Linked DNA regions of Homo sapiens: region 1 is linked to region 2. A link is a loop called in an ENCODE intact Hi-C map of the cell type or tissue named here. Cell type or tissue: heart left ventricle. All regions are shown on one strand. Each heading gives the region's core, and the rest is flanking DNA. Links, peaks and the distances in the headings are about the cores only.

Region 1 (12,282 bases), core at 2,133-10,132, 300 kb after region 2:
TTTTGTATTTTTAGAAGAAACAGGGTTTTGCCATGTTGGTCAGGCTGGTCTCAAACTCTGCCCTCAAGTGATCCACATGCCTAGACCTCCTAAAGTGCTCGGATTACAGGCGTGAGCCACTGTGCCTTGCTGGAAGCTACTACTAAAAGAAAATACCTGAAAACTCAAAGACTTTTTATTCTTTCCTACCCACTGGCCAGAGATCTCTTAGCCTTCCCTCAGTATACTAAAAGTACATGAGTAAATAGTCTGCCAGAAAGGGTGGAATAACCTGGGGACTATTACACCGTACAGTAGCCAATTCCATTTTTCTTTAATAACTGGCAATGAACACTCCCAGGCGTTTTCATTGTTCGTGAAAACTCTGCTTAGAACACAGAACAGAATCAGAGGTACAGGACCAGCCACCGAAGTTACACCTCTGGTTTGGTTGTCTGATTCAGGAAGGAAGAAGGTCAACTCCACAAGCCCCACCCTGGCAGGTGTGCGGAGCACGAGGGGGCCTTCCTGAGAGAGCAAGGAAGTGGGGCGGGAGATATCCCTGCTGACGAAAGAGACAAAACCACATCCAGCCAGGGGCTGCTGTTGCAGTATGGAGTTCCCCTCCGCGATGTGAGCAAACAGAAGAGAGAAAACGCCATCTCATGCCAGGATCCTTTCAAATAGGTCTCTTTCCCAGCCAAGCCTACTTTCTGCAACAGTTTTTCCCTTACATACGAAGCTTCTAGCAAAACACCCAGCATAGAGTGGGAGCTCAGTGAATATTTGTTTCATGAATTAATAGCAACATTTCTTATGATGGCAAACAAAAAATAAATAACTAAAATGTTCTACAATGACCTACTGGGTCATGCACATTTATGGTATGCCCATAACTAGGCAAGTCATTTAATATTTCTATGCATAATTTTTTTTGCTAAAATAGAGTAATAGTACCTATCTCACAGGGTTATTGTGATGATTAAATGAGCTTAGGTATATAAAACAAATAGAATATTGCATAGCATATAAAAATTACAAAACAAATGTTAACTATTAGTATTATTATTCCATGGAATACAGTGCAATTATTAAAACTGTGTTGAAAAAATATATTCTTTTGAAAAAAATTTTTGAGAAAATATCTTTTTATAGCTGAAAAAATTCACAATAATTTAAAAAAATAAGCTATGTAATAGCATAAACAGTAAGATTCCACATTTTGTGAAATAAACATCCATGTAAAGAAAAAAGTGTACACAAATATACATAAAAATATTTATAGTAGTTATTTCTAAATAGTGAAAGCAAGGGGGACTTTCTTTATTATTAATTGCTTATCTATTTTTCAACAGTCAGTATAAATTATTTGAGTAAGTATAAAAATTAAAAATCCAATTGAATCAGAAAAGCATTCATATTATTTGACACACTAATTCCAATTTGAGGATACTATTCTTTAAAAAAAGTCCCAAGTACCAAAGAAAATATTGCCTATAAGAATTAGGTAAAGTGCCAGGCGCGGTGGCTCACGCCTGTAATCCCAGCACTTTGGGAGGCCGAGGCAGGCGGATCAGGAGGTCAAGAGATCGAGACCATCCTGGCTAACACGGTGAAACCCCGTCTCTACGAAAAATACAAAAAAATTAGCTGGGCGTGGTGGCGGGCACCTGTATTCCCAGATACTCGGGAGGCTGAGGCAGGAGAATGGCATGAACCCCGGAGGCGGAGCTTGCAGTGATCCGAGATCGCGCCATTGCACTCCAGCCTGGGTGACAGAGCGAGACTCTGTCTCAAAACAAACAAACAAACAAACAAGAATTAGGTAAAGTGTGATGATTTTTCTATAAATTATAGAATAATATATAATGAGTTTAAAAGATTGATGTTCAAAATAGGCGTCAAAAAGCATTAGAGTAACGCTTGAAAATATTAGAAAATGCTATCTATATTAAGTTAACTGGGATACAAATGACTAGTATCTGATCTCAAGCATATAACAAAAGTAATCATTGGCAGAAACAATAGCTGACTCTCTGCCCTTTGTTGAAGTTAACTATATTTGTCACCTTTTGACCAGAACAAGGTGGATTCTTTCTCAACAATTTACAAATTAGCCAGAAACCCCTAAACTTAATAGAACTTCAGTTCTTCCAGGTGGAGGGTTGTCCTGTGACATAAAACTAAAATCATTAAATCTATCCAGTCTAGGAAGAGAAAAGCCCAAGAGGAAATATGCTGTCCATGTATGAAATCATAAACGTTCAGGTAAATATAGCCCTGTTCATTTATCAAAATGTGAGACAAACAAAAGTTATTTTAATTCTATCAGTATTTGTCAGGCACCTGCTACAAACAAAGATGAATAATGAGACAGACTTTGTCCCGGAGAAGCTCACCACCTAATGATGTAGGAAAAAATAACTATAATCAGCTAACCACAGTCCGGAAGCGCTGCAAGAGAACAAAAGACCACAGGAGCCCAGGGAAGGGGGAAGTTTGGATTTGAAGCATCACCTGGGACGTAACCTTGATGCTAAACCTTTACACTAAAGCATGAACATGGTTTTGGTAACCGGCAGACTGAATGGTCAAATTCTAAGCAGGGATGCCGTCCTTCACTGAACCACTGATGGGCACTGGGGGTAGCTGATCACTCTTAGGGCTGTGTCCCTGTGCACTTGCAGAATGTGTCAGCATCTCAAGTTGACAACTTCTTGAGAAGTTGAGGGAATGATGTGGAAGAAGGAAAAGAGCTCAACAGCCCAAATCCAAGAAGCAGATCTTTAAGCGCAATGCAGTGTTTTAAAGCCTGCTATAGGAGTACATGAGAGGGGGACCACACTTAAGCACAGCCCATTTAAAATGCTTTAATTGCCTATCTGTGCAATAAGACTGAACCAAATGAATATTGACAAATCCGCTAACATAATCTAGTCTTGCCTTGCATTTATAAAGGTTAGGACCCAGAATTATAATGTTCTGTTTAATTTCAAATGCCTGCTGTCTGACAGGGGCTTTCTCCCGAGAGAGAAAGGCGTGGTTCTTTCCCTCAAGGGGCTCCCACCCTGGTGTGAAGAGACACACACATCACAATGTCAAAGCCTCGAGGGAGGCACGGGCCTGCCTGGGGATAGCCAGAAGGTCCTGCTCCCACCAGCACCTTCACTTTTAGAGCAAGGAGGGAGTGACCAGCATGGACTAGACAGAGGGGGAGAGGTCAGGAGTTAACTCACAACCAATGTTAAAAATGGACTTAAAGAAGAAAAGGATGTTAGCCTGGAGAAGAAAGAACTTAGAAGGGGCCTAAGAGCCTTTTTGACTATAGAGCCACAATGAGGAAAATGGGGAGAGTGGGTCAGTGCCACACATCCCCAGCAGCAGGCAGAGCAGAGATGATCACATCTAATATCACAATCACTTCTGAAATTCTACAAAAATCCACAAAAGAGAGTACAGGAAGAAACCACACACAGGGCCAACAAAGGATGGGATGAATTCAGGAAGATAGGAGAGTGGGGGATGAACTTCCACCGCTGGGTAATAAGGGAAGCAGGGACGTGAGGACAGACGTTCATGCCTTCCCACAGGAGGCCTTGGAGCTGCCGACAAGGCATCTCCCAGATGACGGAGCAGGCGTGGCAGGACGCCATCTCGCTCAGGGCAGCACCTGGTTAATGTCAGCACCGGGTCTGGTGAGGGCTGGTCTCTGCTGCGACATGGCAGGAAGTGTGCTGTGAGATCTGGTTAGAGGATGTCAAGAGGACCCCCTTGCCACAGCCTAACCAGTGTGTTCTGGACCCCACGTTTCCCTTTCCAAACTCTAATCCATCCTATCATTGCTCAGGGCTTTTTGATTCTGCTCCTTCCTCCCCTCCCCACACACATAGAACCTTTTATTCCAAAATCTAGCAGTACATCATTGGTTAGTAGAAAATAACTCTCAGAGCCGGGCGCGGTGGCTCACGCCTGTAATCCCAGCACTTTGGGAGGCCTAGGTGGGTGGATCACTTGAGATCAGGAGTTCGAGACCAGCCTGACCAACATGGAGAAACCCCGTCTCTACCAAAAAATATAAAATTAGCCAGGCATGGTGTCGCATGCCTCTAATCCCAGCTACTCAGGAGGCTGAGGCAGGAGTATCACTTGAACCTGGCAGGTGGAAGTTGTGGTGAGCCGACATCGCACCATTGCACTCCAGCCTGGGCAACAAGAGTGAAACTCCTTCTAAAAAAAAAAAAAAGGAAGAAAAAGAAAATAACTCTCATAACTTAAAAACAAAAATCAACAAACAAACCCCCCCCTCAAAAAAAAATCCTATAACATAAACTTCCCAACCATCTAAAAACCCAAACTCAAAACGTGTTTCTTTTGTCTTCCCTTCTTGAAGGAAGTAGGTCTGCACGGGCCTCCCCATCTCCTAGAGCTCGTACACAGCTATGAACCTGCTCTCAACAATGACTGGACACTTCCTCTTGGTTCATGGAAAAATTTGCTCGTAATTTTCCAGTCTGACTCAAGCTATCAGCTGGCGATACAGTTTTTTGCCAGCTTTACAGTCATTACATTACTCAAACAGAAACCCTTTTGCAGGTGACCTTGAAAGTTATTAAAAACTATTCTCTTTTTGAAGGAAGGACTTGTTGGGGGCGCCTGGTAGAGAGAGGATGTCTCGACTGGGTCTGGTGGTGACGACATCCTGGAAAAGGAACAAGATCCAAGTCACCAATCATTCTCTTATACAACGCATCCTTGAATTTTGAAGAGCCTGATATTGTGGATGGTTTGTATTGTCATTTGGCAGCAAAAATAACCTACATTGAATACACAGAAATAGTCCTCCACAGCCTCTGCCCGGGCTTTCCAGGTTTGACCACTGTGCAGTGCCTGTGATGCTCTCTGCTGCCACCCAGTGGATATACTGAGAAAGGTCAGGTAGGATGTTTAAACCCAGAGGTTCTCAGTGTGGTCCCCAGACCAGCAGCATTGGCATCAAATTCTTGGCTGCCCTAGAAACTCTGGGAGTGGGGCCAGCAGTCTATGTTTTCACAAGCCCTCAAGGTTATTCTGATGCACACTGAAGTTTGAGAAACACTAGTGTAGACTAGGTAGTAATTTGCACCCAGGGATGTGTGAAATGGATCATCAGATTTCTCCATTGGGAGAAGTCGATTGTCCTTATTGATGATCAAGGATCACATCTTTTATAGGAACTAATTTCACTGGCTATTTTAAAAAAATTACTCGTCTTCTCAGAAATGACAAGAAGGCATAAACCCCAACTCCTCTGTTTTTTATCCAGAATCTCCTGATTATAAGCAGCTACTGCTGCCTTGTTACTAAGAGTGGTATTCAAGGTTCTCCAAAAATATGGATCCAAACGTGTTTTCCAGTCTCACCTCCAGTAATTCTCCACTTCATTTACTCAAGATTTTAATGCAACTGGCTGATCCTCTGAGCCCAGCTTTCATCCCCGTGTTCCCTCTGTTTTTTCCACCAAAGATGCACCCTTCTAGGAGATTAAAATTTCATAATAAACAGTTCTAAATTTTCAAGCCCATTTTAAAGCCCTTTCGAATGCCATTTCCTCTATGAATTCTGCCCTGATTGCTCCATCCAATGACAGCCGTTCCCATCATGAACCTCCGCCACACTTCATCTATACCTCTTTTATAGTGCTTTAAATTCCATCCCTTGTTTTTTTAGTGCTCGGTGGACATTTCTGATCCCGTTGGGTCCAGAACTGAGCCTTACTCATCTCAGCATAAGCCAGTGCAGACTAGGTGCATAGTGACTGCCCTTTGAAAGGTATGCATGAATAACATAGGTCTCTCACAAAATAGCAGTTCACAATAAATGTTGGAATTCAATTTGTTGCAATGCGAATATTGCAACAGTTCACCTAAGAGTAACATAGGAACACCAGATCACCTGGGCAACACTGGGAAGGCAAAGCTTCGTTTTGTCCAAAGTCCTCTTTGGGACTTCACCACTGATGGGTGGGGCCCTGGATTACAGGAGCCACTAATCTACTCCTGTGCCACATTTGGGCCAGAAGCGTCCAACAGCTCCCCCTGCTGTCCACCTCGGCTATTACATCAGGACTGTGAAGGCTTCCATCATCACCCATCAGTCTCTTCTTTAAAGAGCCCACCTGAGATCCCAGAAAACCGCATTTCTGCAGCCACTACTAACACCTGGTTGAAAATGCTGTTCCCCCCATCCCCCCAACAGACCCAGAGCCTTTGGTCCAAATCTCCTGTTGCCATCTCAGGAAGATGAGATCTGGCAATATTTCCCTCCCAGGCCACATCCCCCACTGGCTCCCATCCTCACTACCTTCCCCAATAAGTGTTCATATGTTTAGAGTTTTGACCACTGTGGACCTGTTAGGGAAGAGAGATGCACTGAGCCTGACAATGCAGCTGGGGGTAGGGTGCCCTTTAAAGAGAACCAGAAAAGCAGTGGGAAGCCAGAGGGCGAGGGATCCAGGAGTCCCCGAGAAAAATGTACAAGAAGCAGAAGAAACAAAATAAACTAGAAACAGTGACTGCCTCTGAGTAGAGCCTGGAGAAATGAGCGCCAAGGATGGAAGACTCACTTTTCATTGTTTTACCCTCCTGTACTATCTGCATTTATTTTATGTGCTACTCAAAAACCACACTAGACAATAAATAAAAAATTAAAAAGACTCACAAAACGACAATTTCTAAAAGAAACTTCACTAACAATATAAAAAGACTGCCCTGATGAAAGAAAGATTAGTCTATTATTCGGGAAGAAATGTTAATAATCAAAGCTGAGGGGAGAGAGAAAGGGAGAAACTGCCACATTTGTAATTTCTTGGGTCTGTACAAACTAGTAAACCCTTCTGAAAAGCAACTTGGGAACTGTATTAGTCCGTTCTCACACTGCTACAAAGAACTACCTGAGACTGTGTAATTTATGAAGAAGGAGGTTTAACTGACTCACAGTTCTGCAGGCTGTACAGGAAGCATGACTGGGAAGCCTCAGAAAACTTGCAGTCATGGTGGAAGGCAAAGGTGAAGCAAGCACATCTTCACATGGCAACAGGAGAGAGAAAGAGGGGAGAAGTGCCACACACTTTTAAACCATCAGATCTCGTGAGAATGATCTATCACGAGAACAGCATGGAGGGAATCTGCCCTCATAATCCAGTCGCCTCCCACCAGGTGCCTCCCCCAACATTGAGAATTACAATTCAACATAAAGTTTGGATCACAGAGCCAAACCACATTAGGAACTTTTATAGAGACTTAAAGATGTTGTCTTTCCTCTTCTCTTTCTGGTCATCTAGCCAAAGCAAATTATTTGAAAGATGAAAAAGCTACAGATATAACAGTATTTGATGTAGGAAGGCAGAATTCCAAATCCTACACATTTGTTAATATACAAATAGTATTATAGTTAACTGATGACAGAATTCACTCAATGTGATGTGATTTTTAAGTGTATTTTTAAAAAGCATTTTTAAAAAGTGATCAAGATTATCTAATATCTATAATGTTAAGTGACAAAAAAAGCATATACAAATCATATAAACACTGCAGTTGTACCTATGCTTTAAAAACTGTGTAGGAAAAAAAGACTGGAAAGAAATGAGCCAAAATGCTAATAATGGTTGCATCAGTATGGTGGGGTTATTTTCCAAATTTGTAGTAATACAGTTACCTTATTCTATATAGAAAAATAAATATGTAAAGGAAGTAATGAATCTTTTCAATCTCACCCCCTGCCAAGCAGGAACACACGGGAGGCCTCTTGGCAAGTTGAGGTGTCATACCATTTCAGGACCATCCATCTAGGAAACGCGTACCTAAGAACACCCACCACCATGCATGCCTCTAGTTCCAAAGTGTTCGAAGAGCTACTCCCAGGATGTAAGGATTCCAGCTCCTGGGTTGAACTTAAAAGTTTGCTAAATGTAGTTCATACTCCAATCATAAAGGGTCCAAATGGGATATAGCAAAATGAACAAGGCAACTACCCCAGTTAGCCCAGGGATGTGCGAGCACCCCTCTCACCCATCCAACCATCCAAAGAGGACTGCGAGCACCATGACCCATAGCGACAGCAGCCAGGGAAGAACAATGGTCAATTCCACAACAGAGTTGGGCGTTTCAAGGGATGAATGAGTGTATTAATCAAGGATCCTCAAAGGATAGAACCAGTGGGTGTGTGTGTGTGGAGAGAGAGAGATTTATTATAGGAATCGGCTCATGCAGTTAGAGGCAGAGAAGTCTCATGATTTTCCACCTGCAAGCTGTAATTGAGTCCAAGCCCAAAGGCCTAAGAATGGGGGTGTGGGGGGGCGGGTAGCAGTGATTGCCTAAGTCCCATTCAGAGTCTGAAGGCTGGAGAGCAAGGAGCGCTGATGTCAGAGTGGGAGAAGACGGATGTCTCAGCTTAAGTAGAGAATGAATCCTCTATTCCCCCACCTTTTTGTTCAGTGAGGGCCCTCAGCAGATTGGACAGAGCCTGCTCACAGTGGGGAGGGCCATCTGCTTTACTCGTTCTGCCGATTCAGAGGCTAATCCCTTCTGGAAACACCCTCACAGACATACCCAGAATTCATGTTTTACCAGCTATCTGGGCATCCCTTAGCCCAGTCAAGTTGACATCTAAAATTCACCATCACACAGAAGATGCCACCACCATTCCACAGGGGACAGAGCTGGTGAGACCTTGGTCTTTGTGAGCCTGAAACTAGACATGTGGCCACCCAAGGAAAGCTGAAAATGCCACCCCCAAAACAGGCCAAGAATTCAGTGTTCTTTCCAATCAATATTCTTTAGTATTTATTCTCCATACTGGAAGGACAAGGGGAAACAGTGTTCTGGGGTGAAAATGGAGAACGAAGTCCTCCGGGGCAGTTTTTGGTGTTCCTCTTTTACTGTTTAGGCCTGGTCAGCTCTGGTCCCAAACTTGGACATCCCAGCTCAACCAAACCTCACCCTGACACTACCTGCCTGGGTCCTCTCCTTACAGTGCAGTTCAGTCACTGTGCCATTGATCAGGTCAGCCCTTGGGGTCTTACCACTCCCCGGTGTGGCTACTAAGGTACTGACTTCCTTTAGACTATTTTTTAAACAATGCACCCCTAATTACACTTGAGATATTTTAGAATCTTGGTAGAATTTGAGCACCCTACAATATAGCTCCCAGCCTGGCCTGCCCTGGCTCTGCTCCACAGTGTCCCCCTGCCAGCCTTCCCCGTACCCAAAGACTCTGCTGTCTGGATTCCACTACAGCGACCTTCAGTTTCTAACTGAAGGGGGTGATCTTTTGTTTTAAAAAACTGCAGGGCATTTGTGTGAGCAACCCTCTCACCCATCCGACCATCCAAGGAGGGCTGCGAGCACCATGACCCATAGCAACAGCAGCCAGGGAAGAACAATGGCCAATTCCACATCAGAGTGTCTTGGTTGTTCTTCCAGGTCTTCAAACAACTGCTTTTAAGAAATTTTTGCCCACCTTTTCTAGTTGTTCCCAGAGGAAGAGTTCAGTTTGATACCAGCTACCATGTCATGCCTGAAGCAGAACTCAACTCCTTTTGAAGCGGATGGCATATAAAGCAATCAGTATTTTAAAAACTCAACATTCAACACTTAATTTGCCAAAAAAAATGACCATAAAAAAATAAAAACAGCCTTTCACTGCCTGACTGCCGCCGTCACGGGTCACATTCATGTGCCCGGGAAGGGCCTGTCCCAGTCGGCTTTGCTCTATCACCACAGCGTCCCCACTTGGCTGAAGTTGACATCTGACAATGTGAAGGAGCAGATTTACAAACTGACCAAGAAGGGCCTGACTCCTCCACAAATCGGTGTGATCCTGAGAGACTGACATGGTGCTGCAAAAGTGCGTTTTGTGACAGGCATAAGAATTCTTAAGTCTAAGGGACTTGCTCCTGATCTCCCTGAAGATCTCTACCACTTAATTAAGAAAGCAGTCGCTGTTCAAAAGCATCTTGAGAGGAGCAGAAAAGACAAGGATGCTAAATTCCTTCTGATTCTGATAGAGAGCCGGATTCACCGTCTGGCTCGATATTATAAAACCAAGCGAGTCCTCCCTCCCAGCTGGAAATATGAACCATCTACAGCTTCGCCCTGGTTGCATAAATTTGTCTATGTACTCAAGCAATAAAGTGATTAAAAAGAAAAACAAATGACTAAATAATCTACATCAACATAGGCCTCAAAAAAATGTAATTTTGAATGTAAAAGTCAGAGTACTATATACAAGACGCTGAGATGTATATGACATTTTAAAACACACAAAACATACTACATGGTGTTCATGGATGCATACACGTAAAAATAAAATTGAATAGAATACCCAGCAGATTTGAGAATAGTGGTTGCCTTTGGCAGGGAGTGAGGGACAAAAAGAGAACTTCAATTTTATCTGTAATGTTTATTTAAAAATGTAAAGCAGACAGATATGAACAGCTGTTAACCACTGTTAATTCTTGGTGGTGGAAACATAAACAAACCAAATCCCTCCATTGGAAATGCCCAGAGATCAGATGTCAAGCCTTGTTATCTTGCCTATTTCTTCCTTCCTCTCATTTGCTCCTCCCTAAATGTCCATGTTGCTGTTGTTGGTAGCAGAGTCACTGTGACTAAGTCCACAGCTGGCTTAACATCTGCCCAGCAGGCTCTGGACACAGGCTGGCACTTCTTAGAAAGCACACGCTCCACATGATGACCAGCGCAGGGGTGGAGGAGCGCTATGCTTCCAGCCTGCACCCCTCTGACTCTCTCACAGGGAATAACCAACCCTGGTTATCTGGGGTGCATCTAACCTTTCCACAGGGCCTGGGAAGGCCACGGGACTTTAGTAAGCCCCAAAGCAACTTGCACCTTGATTTTAGAATCCAGCAGCCGTGAAAATACAGACAAAAGAAAAAATTTTGCCATGAAGGGGAGGAGGTAGTAGAGTGAGTTATTCATTCTCTGCTTCAGAAAATGAACTTAGTTTAGAAAACCATCCATGTGTAAGTCAGGAACAAGCACTGCTTAGGAAGGCCAGAGCTTTGGATCCTACCCAGGCTGGAGGAAGCGGCAGGTTGAAAGGAGGCCAGGTCTGTTTTCTAGTTCTTCATTATCTAAATACAAGCAGCAGCTTCCCCAGGAAGAACAGACAGAGACATGAGGGAGCCGGAGCCCCAGAGGGAGCTTGGGCACCCATTTTACAAATCCCTCGCTCTGCAGGGAGTCCTATGCCTGTCTCCAAAGAGCCTCATTATTCATGCCCAACGATAGGCAGGGACGGATGAAAGGCGAGGCAGCCCCAGCCACGGAGAGAAGCGAGCAAACCAAGGAGCTGGAATGGCAGCCTTCCCGGCCCTTTCCAAGGCAGCAGGGCCTTTCACTGGAGGCAGCTGGCTTATCTTAATCTCCAAACCCTTTCCTGGAAAACAAGCCCATCCTAGAAGGGCCAGAGGCCCAGAGGTAGCTGGAGTCAGTGAGTCAGGCTGGCAGCACGCAGCAGGTGGCAGGGGGTTTTGCAGAAAGGAGAGGCAGGCCATCTGCCTTCCCTTAGAGTGGGCCTCAGGCTGCAAGCACAGACTTGCAATCCAGAAGCCCAGCCTTTGTGCCCAGTGTCCTCAGCTAGGGAAGCCAGCAGTGACTATTTCAGAGGGGCAGCAGGGTGAGAATGTACAGGGTAAGGGTGAGAATGTACAGGGTGAGAATGTACAGGGTAAGGCCACTCTGGGTGGTTAGAGTGACAGACCTGGGACTTTAGCCACTTTAGCTACTAGTTGGGTGACCCTGGGCAAGTTACTGATCTTTACACACATTTCCTAACACATGAAAGCGGGTAATGCCACCTACCTCACAGGGTGCAGATTAAATCAGATAAAGTGCAAAAGATTCTTGGCCCGTAAGGTCTGCCCAATTATGGCTTCTGCCCTGTTAAGTGATCTTAGGCATTAGTAAAGAACCATTCCCGCTGCCCCAAAATACTACTGAGTCTGTTCCCATAGTAAAGTTTTACAGTCCCTGGGAGGGGTCCAGAGGAGATGCCCTGGATCTGTACGTGTGGCAGGGGCACTACCCACCACCTGCACACACAACCCTTCCCACCTCCAGCCCACCACACACTGCGCCAAAAGGCTGGTCCTACTTCCACAGCTGTAGCCCTGCTACTCATGGGAAAGGCTGGGGGCCCAGGCATCTGCCTCCTTCCAGATGAGCTCTGCACATGCCCGTAAGTCCCAAAGCTTGCTGTAACCCACAAGGTTTCTCCCTGTCTGGACACAGGTCAGCCTCCTGC
Region 2 (12,282 bases), core at 2,956-10,955:
GTGGGAATGTAAGTTTGAGTCAGACTTTCTGGGTCTGAGGGCTAACTCTTGCTTTTTAGTTCCATATAAATCCTGGTCCCACTGAGAGGTGAAGCCAGCTGGGCTACTTGGTCAGGTGGGGACTTGGAGAACTTTTCTGTCTAGCTAAAGGATTGTAAACACACCAATCAGCGCTCTGCATCTAGCTAAAGGTTTGTAAACACACCAATCAGCACTCTGTAAAAACGGACCAATCAGGACTCTGTAAAATGGACCAAACAACGCTCTGTAAAATGGACCAATCAGCAGGATTTGGGCGGGGCCAAATAAGGGAATAAAAGTTGGCCACCAGGTCCAGTTCCTGAAACCCACTCGCATAGGCTTCCACGTTGTGGAAGCTTTGTTCTTTCGCTCTTCACAATAAGTCTTGCTGCTGCTGACTCTTTGGGTGTGCTCTACCTTTAAGAGCTGTAATGCTCACTGCGAAGGTCTGTGGCTTCACTCCTGAAGTCAAGCAAGACCACAAACCCACCAGAAGGAAGGAAGTCCGGGCACACCATCTTTAAGAACTGTAACACTCACCACAGGGTCCGTGTTTTCATTCTTGAAGTCAGCGAGACCAAGAACCCACAGGAAGGAACCAATTCCAGACACACCACTAATGAGTTGTAGGAACTTGGGAGAGTCATTTAATCTCTCTGTGCCTTGGTTTTCTCCTTTACAAAACGTTACATAGTAAGAACCTAGTAAGTGTGAGGTCTCACTGTTGTACTGGCCATTCACACTTTCCCTCCCCTATCAGACCTTAGGCTCTCAGGGCAGGAGCCACAGCTTACTGCGGTATGAGCCTTCTAGCCTGCAGTGGATGCATTTCCCACAGCACACACGCCATCGTTTTTTGTGGGATAGCTGAGTGTTTCACAGAGCCAACCCGATAGCCCTCCAGAGGACCGGCCTGCAATCCCAAAACTTCATCCTGAGAGCCGCAGCTCTGAAAGCCGTGTTTGCGGGGGAGTCTGAGAGCATCTCTCAGGTGCCACAAACTCATTTTAAGGTGAAGTAACCAAACACACCAGTGTCTAGGTAAGACCCCACTTCAGGTGTGGATAAAAGGAAGATGCCTTGTTCTAGAAGAACTTGTGGTGGGAATCACCGCCCACAGTTCAGCCTTCCGCAGTCTTGAGGCGGCAGCACCACCTTTTGCCCCCTGCTGAGGCACGGAGACCACCTGCAGACATGGAGGTTGTGAAGGGGGAGAAGCCTGCAAGGTTTCCTGGGGGAATTATTCCTGGCGATGGGAGTCCCACCGTGGGGTCCCTTTTGCTTCCGTTGCAGGGTAGCAGAGAAGGGAGAGGGTAAAGAAAGGAGCTCCTCTCATTCTCCCTACAGACCCACCGCACCATGTAATCTCTCCTTCCCTTTGGAGGTGAAAACAACAAGAGCACAGGGAATATGCAGAGGACGTCACAGGATGTGCCCATCAGAGAGATGAGCTTTGGAGACTTCCAAGCAAGTGGACTTTGAATACGGTCACAGGGCCCTGGGCTGTGAACCCAGCATCTCAGAATAGGCTTTACTTACACAGTGGTCCCCCAGCGAGGCTGTTCAGGAGCTGCTTATCACCAGTGCATGAGGAGGTAAGTTCAGGAATTTAAAATGTGTATTTAGAAAATCTAATGGCAGTTTGACAAACTAACTTTATTCTTGAATCAAATAATAAAAAAAATTAGGACTTATGGTTAAACTGTTGTGCAAATTGGCTGCTAAGGTGCACAAGAGAACCTTCTGGATGATGGAAAAGCTCTGTATCTTGTTACTGTTTGAGGTTAGACAAGTATATGCATTTCTGAAGATTCTTTTTTGAATAGTACATTTAAGATCTGTGCATTTCACAGTATGTGAAGTATGCCTCAAAAAAAAAAATTCGTAAAAATATTGAAACCTGGCTGGCCACAGTGGTTCACGCATGTAATCCCAGCACTTTGGGAGGTCAAGGTGGGCGGATCACTCAAAGCCAGGGAGTTCGAGACCGTTCTGGCCAACATGGTGAAACCATGTCTCTACTAAAGTAAAAAAAAAAAAAAAAAAAAAAAAATTGAAACATCGTCCGTGATATGTATACTGAACTGTCCAGGGGTGAAGTGCACTAATGTCAGCAACTTACTTTAAGTTCATAAAAAAACAAAAAAAAACAAAAAACAAAAAAAAAACCAAACTTGGATTAATGGATAGAAACACGGATCAATAAATAATAAAGCAAATATAACAAAATGCTAATGGTAGGATCCAGGTGGTGGGTATATTGGTGTTCACTGTACAAAGCAATTATTTCGACTTTTTATATATTTTACAATGTTCACAGTAACACTGTTGGAGAAAATCAGGCCTTGTATTTTCTATGTCTTTATTGTGTCTTTCTAGTAACTTTTATTGCATTTTTAAAAAGTAATGGTCTGTAAAAGCTTAGGGGAAAAACCTGGTTCTTGGACACGGATAGTTTGCAAAACAGTCTAGAACCCAACAGAAAAGCCTGAAGCCCAAAGTCTCCACAGAGCCCCCTGGCGCCCAGGGGCCTTAGTGCAACCTTTTTGATCTAATGGCAGATGTAAAAACGCTCTGTGAAAGTCAGTGAGGTTGGGGTCCCTTTCTCCACTGGCCTCAGGAGGAAAGGAGGGACAGGACATAGGTTAATGGAGTGGATCAAGTCCTGCCGTGATCAGAGATAAAATTCCAGAGACCCTCTGACCGGATCTAAGAGTGGTTCCCCAATTTGGCTGTGAATGAAAAGTATCTCAGAGCTTTAAAAAAAAAAAGTAGAGATTTCTGATCTAGTCCAGATATTCAAAATCAGAATCCCTAAAGGGTAGAACTCGGTAGTGTGTGGGGGGGTGTATGTGTAACAAATTGGCCTGGGGGTTCTCACGCAGCTAGGCCACACTGGTGAGGTCTGAGAACCACTGCCAGAGAAAAGGTGACCAGCGTAGATCAGAATCTCATTTTGCTTTAATTTTAAATTAGATCAGAGGTTCTCAAATGGGAGGGTGCATCAGAACCACAAAGGGATTGTAAAAATACAGATTGCTTGGCCTCATCCCCAGAATTTGTTTCAGAAGGTGTAGCATGAGCTCCAAAAGCGTGCAAGTCTAATAAAGTTCTCAGGCAATGCCGATGCTGCTGACTGAGGGGTACACTTTGAGATCACTGCTTTTGTTCAATGGCTACAACTGAAATGGGCCTTTTTGCCAGATTCTCAACTGGAGGTCTAGGCCTGTGCTATGCTGTTCAGTATAGGGGCCACTAGCCACATGTGGCTCTGTAACTTCCAAGTGAAATTAATTAAAATTGAATAAACTTGAACATTTAGTACTTCAGCCATGGTACCCACATTCCAGGTGCTCAGCATTCACTGGTGGCTGGTGGCTCCCCTAGTGGACAACATAGGTCAGAACATTTCCATCATCATGGAAGGTTCTGTTGGGGGGCACCTTTGCTCATTTCTTCAGGTATCATCACCCTTCCATGTCGATCAGCCTTTTGCTTAGACACGAGATTTCACAAAACCAACCAAGCACGTCTATGGCTTTACACACAGAGGTTTCATTTTATTATTTAAAAGTTTCTTTGAGGACCTACTATGGAAAACTACTGTGCTACGTGCTGTGTGAGCCACAAAGATCGATGGAACAATATCTTTACCTTCAAGTAAGCTTATAAACAAGTTACGAAGACACCTGTACACTTTATACCTATTGAGATTTTACTAGAAAACTCTGCCCACTAAGTGCCACCATTCAAAACATAGTAAAGCAATTACCAACCAATCAGAAATGGTTCCAGTCCCAAGCAGAAGGGCTGGTTACTCCCACAAATTAATAGAGTAATAGTGGCTAGCATCAACTGGGCCCTCACCGCGAGCCTGAATAGTGCACTAAGCCTTTGAAATGAATGGGGATGGTATCAGTGCTCACCTCACAGCCCTGCACTTAAACATGTCACATAGAAGGCACTGGAAATCTCCAAAGTGTCAATTTGAGCACCTTTTCTAAAAAATGACCGGCACTCAGGTCTTGCGGGGAGAGGTAGAAAAAGACAGGGAAGATCTATATTGTTATTCAGTTCTGAGAAAACTTTGAAATGTTCTGACTTTCCTTTGTCAATTTTACAAAAGTTTTCCTAATTTCCACTTAATCATCCACTCTTTTATTTGGCAGCATTCTCCTGAAACTTTGGTTTGAGGGCCACACAGGAGATTCAATGTGAAAACTCCCATAGTACTCCTTCCTCTCAGCTTCTACCTTAACTAGTTTGGGTTTGTTGTCATTCAAAACTAATTAAACAGAGGTTAATTTTCAGAATTGGCAGCTCTTAGGTAATTTTAGAAGCTCAATTTTACTTAAAAAAAAAAAAACTCTATGTGTGGGCTTCACATTACAAAACTACATGCAGGGGGATCATTGGTTGTGGTAATAGAAACTCAGAGGGGAAGTAGGCATCAAAGGAATATAAATACATTAAATCTCTTTCTCACAGACACACAAAACAATTTTCTTTTCAAATGCCAAGAGAAGTAATGTAATGATCTGGATATTGCAGGTACCAAATTCCTGCTCTTGAAGAAAGGGATGGATGGAACATTTTTGTCTGAAAAATGACCACAAGGATCAAATCCCCTGGATAATTCCTCCTCTTCATTTCCCTTTGCCAGATCATTTCATCCTGTTCTGAGTTTGCCAGGGAAAGCTTGAGTTTAAGAAAAAGCCTCTGCAAGGAGAAGACTGAATTAAGAGAAAGTCCACTGGGCCCTGCCATTCATTCTGATGAAAGATAGCCATAGAGGCCTCTCTTTACCCCAAGCAGGGCATACAATGGCCACTCTTCGGTTCAGCTTCCCAGCACATGAACCCCACTTTCTCAGCATGCTGAGGGTAGTCAGGCTCTGGCAGATAGACCTGCACTGGCTAAACGCCTGGACACTTAGAAATAAACCCAAAGGCCAATTTATTGCTTTCTACAGAAAGGTGGCCTGGTAAGCTACCAGTAACTGGTCCCTGGCTCTGAATACTCCTTCCTCATGATTGAGTCCACTTAGGAGAACAAGTCATGGGTTAGCAGGTGGCTCAGTGAAGACGAGAAAAAGCGGCCAAGTCCAGTGTTTCCAAACTCTTAACTTTAATTGTGGAACTGTTTGTTCTATTCACAACTTACCCTGAAACGGCAGATATTTTGCCTGCCTGCCTCTACTTCCGCTCCCATACCTGTGCTAGACTTTGACCTCAAGCACTTCTTCCTGCTGGGTCCAAACCTAGTCTTAGAATCCTCCTCAAGGAGTGGGTGAGAAGGGAAATGGGAATTCAGAGACTTCCTGGAGAAGGGACACCTGAGCAGGGTCTGAGAGCACTAGCTACTTGGCCCATGGATTCCGGGCTGTGGTAACAGCATGCACAGAACTGAAGGGGAAAGAGAGCCCTAAAGAGCTGGAGTATTGGTGCTTGCAGGATGGTGAGCAAGGCGGCAGCCAGGTGAGCAAGGTCCACAGGGCTCAACATGATTACAAGTCATAAGGTGGGTTACCCTGGAGTGGCCCTTCTCATCCTACCATGTTGCTTTCCAGATGGTTTAATCACAGAACATAACGTCTCCAGGACCTGGTCTGCAGGCTCCAGATGGGTGTGCAGTGCAGATGCTTCTCCTATGTTCCCCCAGGCTTCCATGGGACAGGAAGGGATTGTCACGGTCATTGTGTTTCCTGCTGCATAAAACTGGCTGGAAATGAAGATTCCTTCATTCCCTGTGTCACTCTGGAGATTGTGCCTCTGGACGCAATGGACCAGAACTCAGGACACACCCAGTCCCTTCCCAGCATGACCTTCCTTGGGATGTGCCATGTGGCGTGCAGACATCACATGGCAGCACCTGTGTGTGGGAGGAGAGCATTCATGCTCATGTCTAGACACTAGCCAGATGACGACACGAGCCTGCTCTTGGTCTCCTCGTTGGCCAGCTGAGGATGCGGAGGAAAAGACAATGACAAGAATGTTACAGAACCTGTGGGTTCCCTTAACAGCCTTGACCTTGAAGACTCTCTGCTGCTTATGTTTTCACTGGTTTTATTTTTGCTTGTTTATATTCCCAGCTTGTCTTGGAAATTCTCTTTCACAGCATATTTCGCCCATTTTGATTTTCAAAACCATATTTAGCAATTATATTTCACACTTCATCAGATAGAAATGGTTCCACTGAACTTCATTCAAACCACCAACCCTCTCAGGTCCAAGTAATGCAACTCCACTTGGAATTCTGTCTACTGCCATGGGCAGGGATGGGAATCTTTGTGTCGTTTCTGCATTGTTATTTGGATAAAAATGACACACCTCCAAAGCTTAAGTCTGGCATCAATTTGAAAGTTAACCCAACACCAACTTTTATTTGTGAAACATTTGATTTTACCTTTCTAGAATCCATTCACCAAATGGACTTCCTGAGGGTTTAAAATTGGCACCTTTCTTTTCTTTCATATTGTCCAGTCAGCGCTTTTAAAATAGAAAAGCGGGAAGTACCAGTAGAAAAAAGATTAGGGCCCTCACTTTAAATAAACGACACAGCTTTATTACTTCCCATGGTTGTCTTCGTAATAACCTTGAGAGACCAAAAGCTTTTAGAGATTCACATTGTGCATGCCATATATCATCCTCAAGGCCATTTTGGCCTCTCAGATGATTGCAGAAAGATGAGTGTATTGATCAATCTCATCCCTATTTTCAAATCTGTCTAAATGAAAATGAGAAACTGCATCCTTTTAGTTAGGAGATTTATGGTGATATTTCTATTCAGCCCAAGCACGAGTAACACTACAAAGACCTGTGATCACATGGAATGAGATGGTTAGATGACTCATCTATGGCTGTCAGAGGTTTATGGTGGCCAACTTCCCAGAATGGAGTGTATCTCAGTCCACATCTGGTGTAGGAAGTTTATTGAGAGTCTGGATTTTGTATTTATATGGCTTCCATTACCTGTTTTAACTAGGTGTTAACTTGATAAAACAAAAAACTTCAATGATAGGATTGTCTTTTTCTCATTTTTATGAACTTCTAAAAATGTTTTCAAGAGCCAAATTGTAGGAGACTTGTTTTTCTTTCTTTCCTTCCTTCCTTTCCTTTTTAAATTATGATTCTGATTTTCTGGGTTTAAGGTTTGATAATTTTCTTCCATTGTAATGAAATGTTTAACGTATTTTAAAGTTCTTCAGCAGAAAAAGCAGAGGGTTAACAATGACAAGTCAGACCAACTCCTTCTTACCACACAAGTTCAAGTTCCAGCTGTAGTTCCAAACAAGTTACAAAATTGACTTATGAAAATTATTTAGCTTCTTTGAAACTGGTTCCTTATTTGTAAACTAGGGATAATAAAAATCTGCCTTGCAAGATTGCTGTGAGGATCCAATGGGAAGATCTATCTGAACACCTTTGGTAAAATGTTGGTTATATTATGATCTCGGGTAACTCAGAAAAACATTGGCTATAAATTACTCCCTTTAGGTTCATTCATGCTACAGGATAGTCACAAGCTAACTCTATCAGATTATATATTTTACGCTATAGGTCAATGCCACTCTATCTCATTCATACGTTCAACTCTTGTTCCAATGCCATGAAATACCAGTTACTCAGTTTGACCACAAGAGGGCGCAAAGCCTTTTTCATTTTCTTTTTCTCAAGAGCTTGAGCCATTAGACAAAATTCTTATACTGTGATACCTACTAAAGCAATAAGTAAATATATCGAAATAAAAGTAAGCTGATGGTCCGTGGTCTGTGTCTCTTTTAAAAATGGCTCAGAAGAAGACAGAAAATGTATCTCTTAACTCAAAAGAAAATGTATAAAAATGTGCATGTATATATGTGAGTATACATACATACCTTTTCTAACTCCATCCACTGAGAAGACCTAGAAGTAATGACAACCCAATAGCAACAAGCACACCTAGCACCCAGATCTTGGTTTCTAAATACCATTCTCCAATAAAATAAGCCAGAACTCACTGGAGAAGTGGTTGATTCCAGAGCTGGGTCAGGTACAACGTAAGATAAGCTTGAAAAATAATGTAAATGCTTCAAAAAAAATGATGTCTACATGTCAGAAGAACACAGGAACCAACTTGAAGGAACTCCCAATGACCAAAGCTGGAACAATCTGAGCAACAAAATACATAACAGTAATAAAATAAAATAACCATGAATCCAACTGATACAAATAAATAATTGAATAAGTAGAGAAGGGAGAAGAAACAGCTCTTCTGACAGTGTAATTCCAATGAATAAATGCAGAAGAGATAATGGAAATGGAAAATCACTTCTAGACAAACACAACAGTAATAGTTATTGTTAGCAAGAACTATCAGTGGTTGCTAAAATTAGTGGGTGAGAGTTTGATTAAAAAGTAGGACACTGGCACAGTTTCAAAAGATCTTCCTGTAAGACACTTATTACTTATAAAGGAAAAACAGTAGCTTCATAGTGGAAAAAAGTGGATGCTACCTTAACCAAGTAATCACTTAACATCACCAGTTGCAAGGCACACTAACATTATGTGCCTCCTGATATGATACACTGAGAAGGACCCAGCAACACTTCCATGGTATTTTGCCAAATATACATAACCTCAGCCTAAATCATATGAGTAATCCAAATTGAGGAAGACTGTGAAAAATAACCGAACGGTATTTTTCAAAGTAACACGAAAGACTGAGGAACTGTTAACACATTAGAGGAGATTAAGGATGCATGACAACTAACTGCAATGTCAGATCATGGATTGAACCAGATAAAGGATGTTAGTTGGGAAATTCGTAAAATTTGAAGCTCTGAGACTGCAACAGTCTTCCAAGAAACTGTGCCTCAAACCAAGTAGTATTCAGCTGCTCCACCAACATGGAACCAAGGCCTCTTGGAACCAATCTAGGTTTGATGTTCAACAGGTTTGCCCCTAGCAGGTTTGCATCAGCACAGATTTCTGGGTACCCATTCTGCTGGGGTGGACAGTCTGTTCTGACTGGTTGAGCCTTTCCCATGATGATTGCTAAGCAGTTGAGCTATTCCTCCTGGGCTTATCAAATAGGCCATAGTAATTGTAAAATATTTTTATTTTACAATTTTTATCTTACTCATTTCTGCTTTTAGCGCATTGTGGTCAATATGACCCGTGTCTTTATATGGCTGATTTTGAGCCTTTTAAATTTTTTGCATGTTTTGCTTTTTTTTTCTTTTTCTTTTCTTCTTTTAGCTTTTCTTTCACTTTTAAAACACCTTCTTTCTGAAAGTGTTTAGGAGTTTCCCTTTAATCCTTGGAGTTCTCACATCATCTCAAATCACTAATTCTTTCTTTATTACACACTCCTCTTGACTCACCCTGGCTCTGCTCCTGTATCTGGCGTTACCTCTACTGCTGTGCCCACACTAGGAAGCACACCTTCGCTCCTCACTGGGCAGGCACACAAAGATTCTTGTAGAAAAAGCTGTTTTTCTCCAAAGGCTCAGCCAAACACTCTAAAGGATGGGAGAGTAAGGAGAGTGTTGGGTGAAGGCAGGGTATGAGTAGTTTGTTACTAGAAGCCTTCTGCCTTCAGGTCATGCCACTCCTGTTGCTGATCTGTGTAACTGCTGACTCTGTGTTTGTTTCTCTAGGCTGGGAAAAGCCAACCTTACCTGTACAGGAGCTTTCTCCTGTAACTGCTTTAAGACACTGTTGGGTTTTTTTTTTCCCTGCCATTAACATTATTCCATCTTCATTATTGCCTAAAAATTCAGTATCTGATGGTACTAATTTCTGTCTTCAAGCACTATTTATACTTTATTTTTTCTGTCACTTCAGAGCAGTTTTTGGGGGAAAAAAAAACTCATCTTGAATTAGAAATCCAAGGTTCTACACTCGCTCACCTCAACTAGTTTTACTTTTTTCTTTTCTTCCTATCCCATTAAAAGCATTTATGTCAAATAATTTGGTCTTTACCTTTCCTTATCTTTTTTTACTACTAGAGAATATTACCCAGAATATAGATTCTCATCTGTGCCAGCTAACCCTTTGGCATGTTGATTTTTTTTTTTTTAAATAAAACCCTAGCTGGCTTATTCTGCAAACATTGACTGATGACCTGTGTGACAGACATTCTGCTTGGGATCATTAACCCAGTTCTAAGACATAGCTTATAGCCAAACATATAGTTCCTCTGTGATTAAATAACAGTAAAACCGTGAATAATACACAATATTTCCTCCTTGTTGAAGACTATCATAGACTCCTAGGGCATTTCTCAAGGTAAAATCATCCCAAACCCTAGATCACATATGACTGTCACATCTGCCGCAAAATGAGAGGCTGCCACAGATACCTGGGTAGAAATGATTATGAACATTGAGTAGCTGCCTAAATAACTAGAAAACTAGGATTGATTGATAGACATTTGTAAATTTTTCCCCTACACAGTAAAAAATACAAAGGCTACTCCAATCCTGGGGGTTGCCCCAGAAGAGAGGAGCCTTTGGTCAGGTAGAAAACAAAGGAAACATATTCCTGATCTTGGATCTTAATTAGTTGCCTCTAAAGAAGGAGTTAATAGTTGCCACTGACACCAACAGTTGTCTAAGGTATGGAAAACTGTCCCAAAGTTCTTGGGCAGAGGAGTCTAAAATCTTGGGGAAACTTTGGGCCTGAGGACATCTCTAATTTGTTAGTGGGGTAGCAATTTCTATTTGGTCAGAGGGCTGTTGTCACTTGGAGGAGGTGCATGTTTGGCAGAACATCTTGGGTAGGAGGAAGGAGGGGCAATGAAAACAGCTGTGGGGAGACTGCACCAGAGAAGGAGAAAATGTTTTGAAACCACAAGCATCCTACTAACACTTCAAAGACCTCCTTCATGACAATAATACCCTTTGGACATGGAGTGGAAGAAGAGTTAAGCACTCCAGGGTTCAAGTTTCTTGCAAATTTAGAAATGGTGTCAAGAGAAGGGATTCCCTGTCACCCATCGTTTAACCTTATTTGACTCATCCTTCCCCATCTCATAGGGCTTGCGGTTGGAATTACCATTCTGTCATTCACCAAAATCTTAATTATCTTAAATGAACCTTGCAAAGAAAGGCTAGGAAATGGAAAACACTAACGATGTTCAAAATGAAAGTGGAATAGAAAATGTGGACAACTAACTTCATTGGAATGGCATCCCCCAAAATAAAGTCTTACGTGTATTTTCAGCCAAGTGCATTGCTGAAACCCAATCAAACTTGTAATTCGCTATCCAAGATCCAAGAGAATGCAATTCTATGACACAGAGTGGGTCATAGAGACTTCAGTAAGACCACATTAGGCTCCCTACATTGCACAAGGAAGAATGCTGTCATAAATGGGGTAGAACTAATGAAGGCTCCACTTCATTTGTACGCGAGCAGAACTGGGCAACTATAATCCCAGAGATCAAGGCACAAAAATAATGACCCCAAATGAAATGAAAGATCTAACACTAAAAGGAAACGGAAACAATGGGGGGATGATAGTTGTTTAGACTTGAAGAAACCCAGGCGTGATTCCTTCATCCCCCTTCCAGGTGAGGAAAGATTGAACACAGGGAGCATTAGTGCTCAAATTTAGAGTTTCTCTGCTTAAAGGTGATATAAAGCTATTAACTTGCCTAAAGAAAGCAAGCTTTTTCAGTATTTTTAATATTGCTCTTTCATAAAATACAGGTATTTAAAATATAAAATCATTTGTCTTTAGTATTTGAAAATACTAAAAAATACTTTAGTATTTTGATAATACCAAGGGTGGGAAGGAGGGATGGGTATTGAACCTTAGCTGACACAGGGGATAAGAACTATTTGCATAGTAGAGCTGCAGCCTTCAACCACAGATTCCGCGTGTCAGGTTAAGGTAGCTGACTACATTTTTGAGTTCATTTTCTTTGCAGGCTGGTTAATACGCCACGTCAGAGTTCAGCAGCATCCTTCAATGCCAGACCAAGGCATTCCCTCCCCCACCTATTACTAACCACTACATTAAACATTTGTATATGAAGCCAACAGGCCCCTTTTCCTCAAGGCACAAGATTATACTTACAGCCATGGCCCCGGGCAGGGCAGGGCAATGCAGTGGCCTTAAACTTGAAACTAAAATCAGCATACTCTATCCAAGGGTTTCAACTTTGGCCCCATGCCTGGATGGGGAGGTCAGCCACTTACTAGCCACGTAACTTTGGACAAGTTACTTAGTCCCCTGTGAGTCTCTGTTTTCTATATGAAAATGGGAAATAGGA

What was found. A loop is a pair of places that touch in the nucleus more often than their neighbours do. Peaks named below come from ENCODE experiments on the same cell type or tissue, not always from the same donor. Only the 100,000 strongest peaks of a DNase experiment are listed, where the experiment ranks them.
Region 1: it touches region 2 in a loop (12-fold over the local background); 63 of 110 quality-filtered maps call a loop at or near these places.

What each region holds. Positions count from the first base shown.
Region 1 is chr15:57,553,776-57,566,057 of GRCh38, reverse strand. It overlaps the pseudogene RPS13P7. Among named protein-coding and RNA genes, the nearest start is that of GCOM1, 32 kb to the left of the region's middle. RefSeq lists an enhancer at 11,370-11,945. In heart left ventricle, for the core only: CTCF peaks have their summits at 4,889 (motif pointing left), 5,867 and 6,066 (motif pointing left); DNase peaks (open chromatin) are centred at 3,627, 4,887 and 6,047; H3K4me3 peaks cover 298 bases; H3K27ac peaks cover 2,431 bases.
Region 2 is chr15:57,856,608-57,868,889 of GRCh38, reverse strand. No RefSeq gene overlaps it. Among named protein-coding and RNA genes, the nearest start is that of POLR2M, 160 kb to the right of the region's middle. In heart left ventricle, for the core only: CTCF peaks have their summits at 3,399, 7,445 and 7,647 (motif pointing right); no DNase peak of the experiment used is centred there.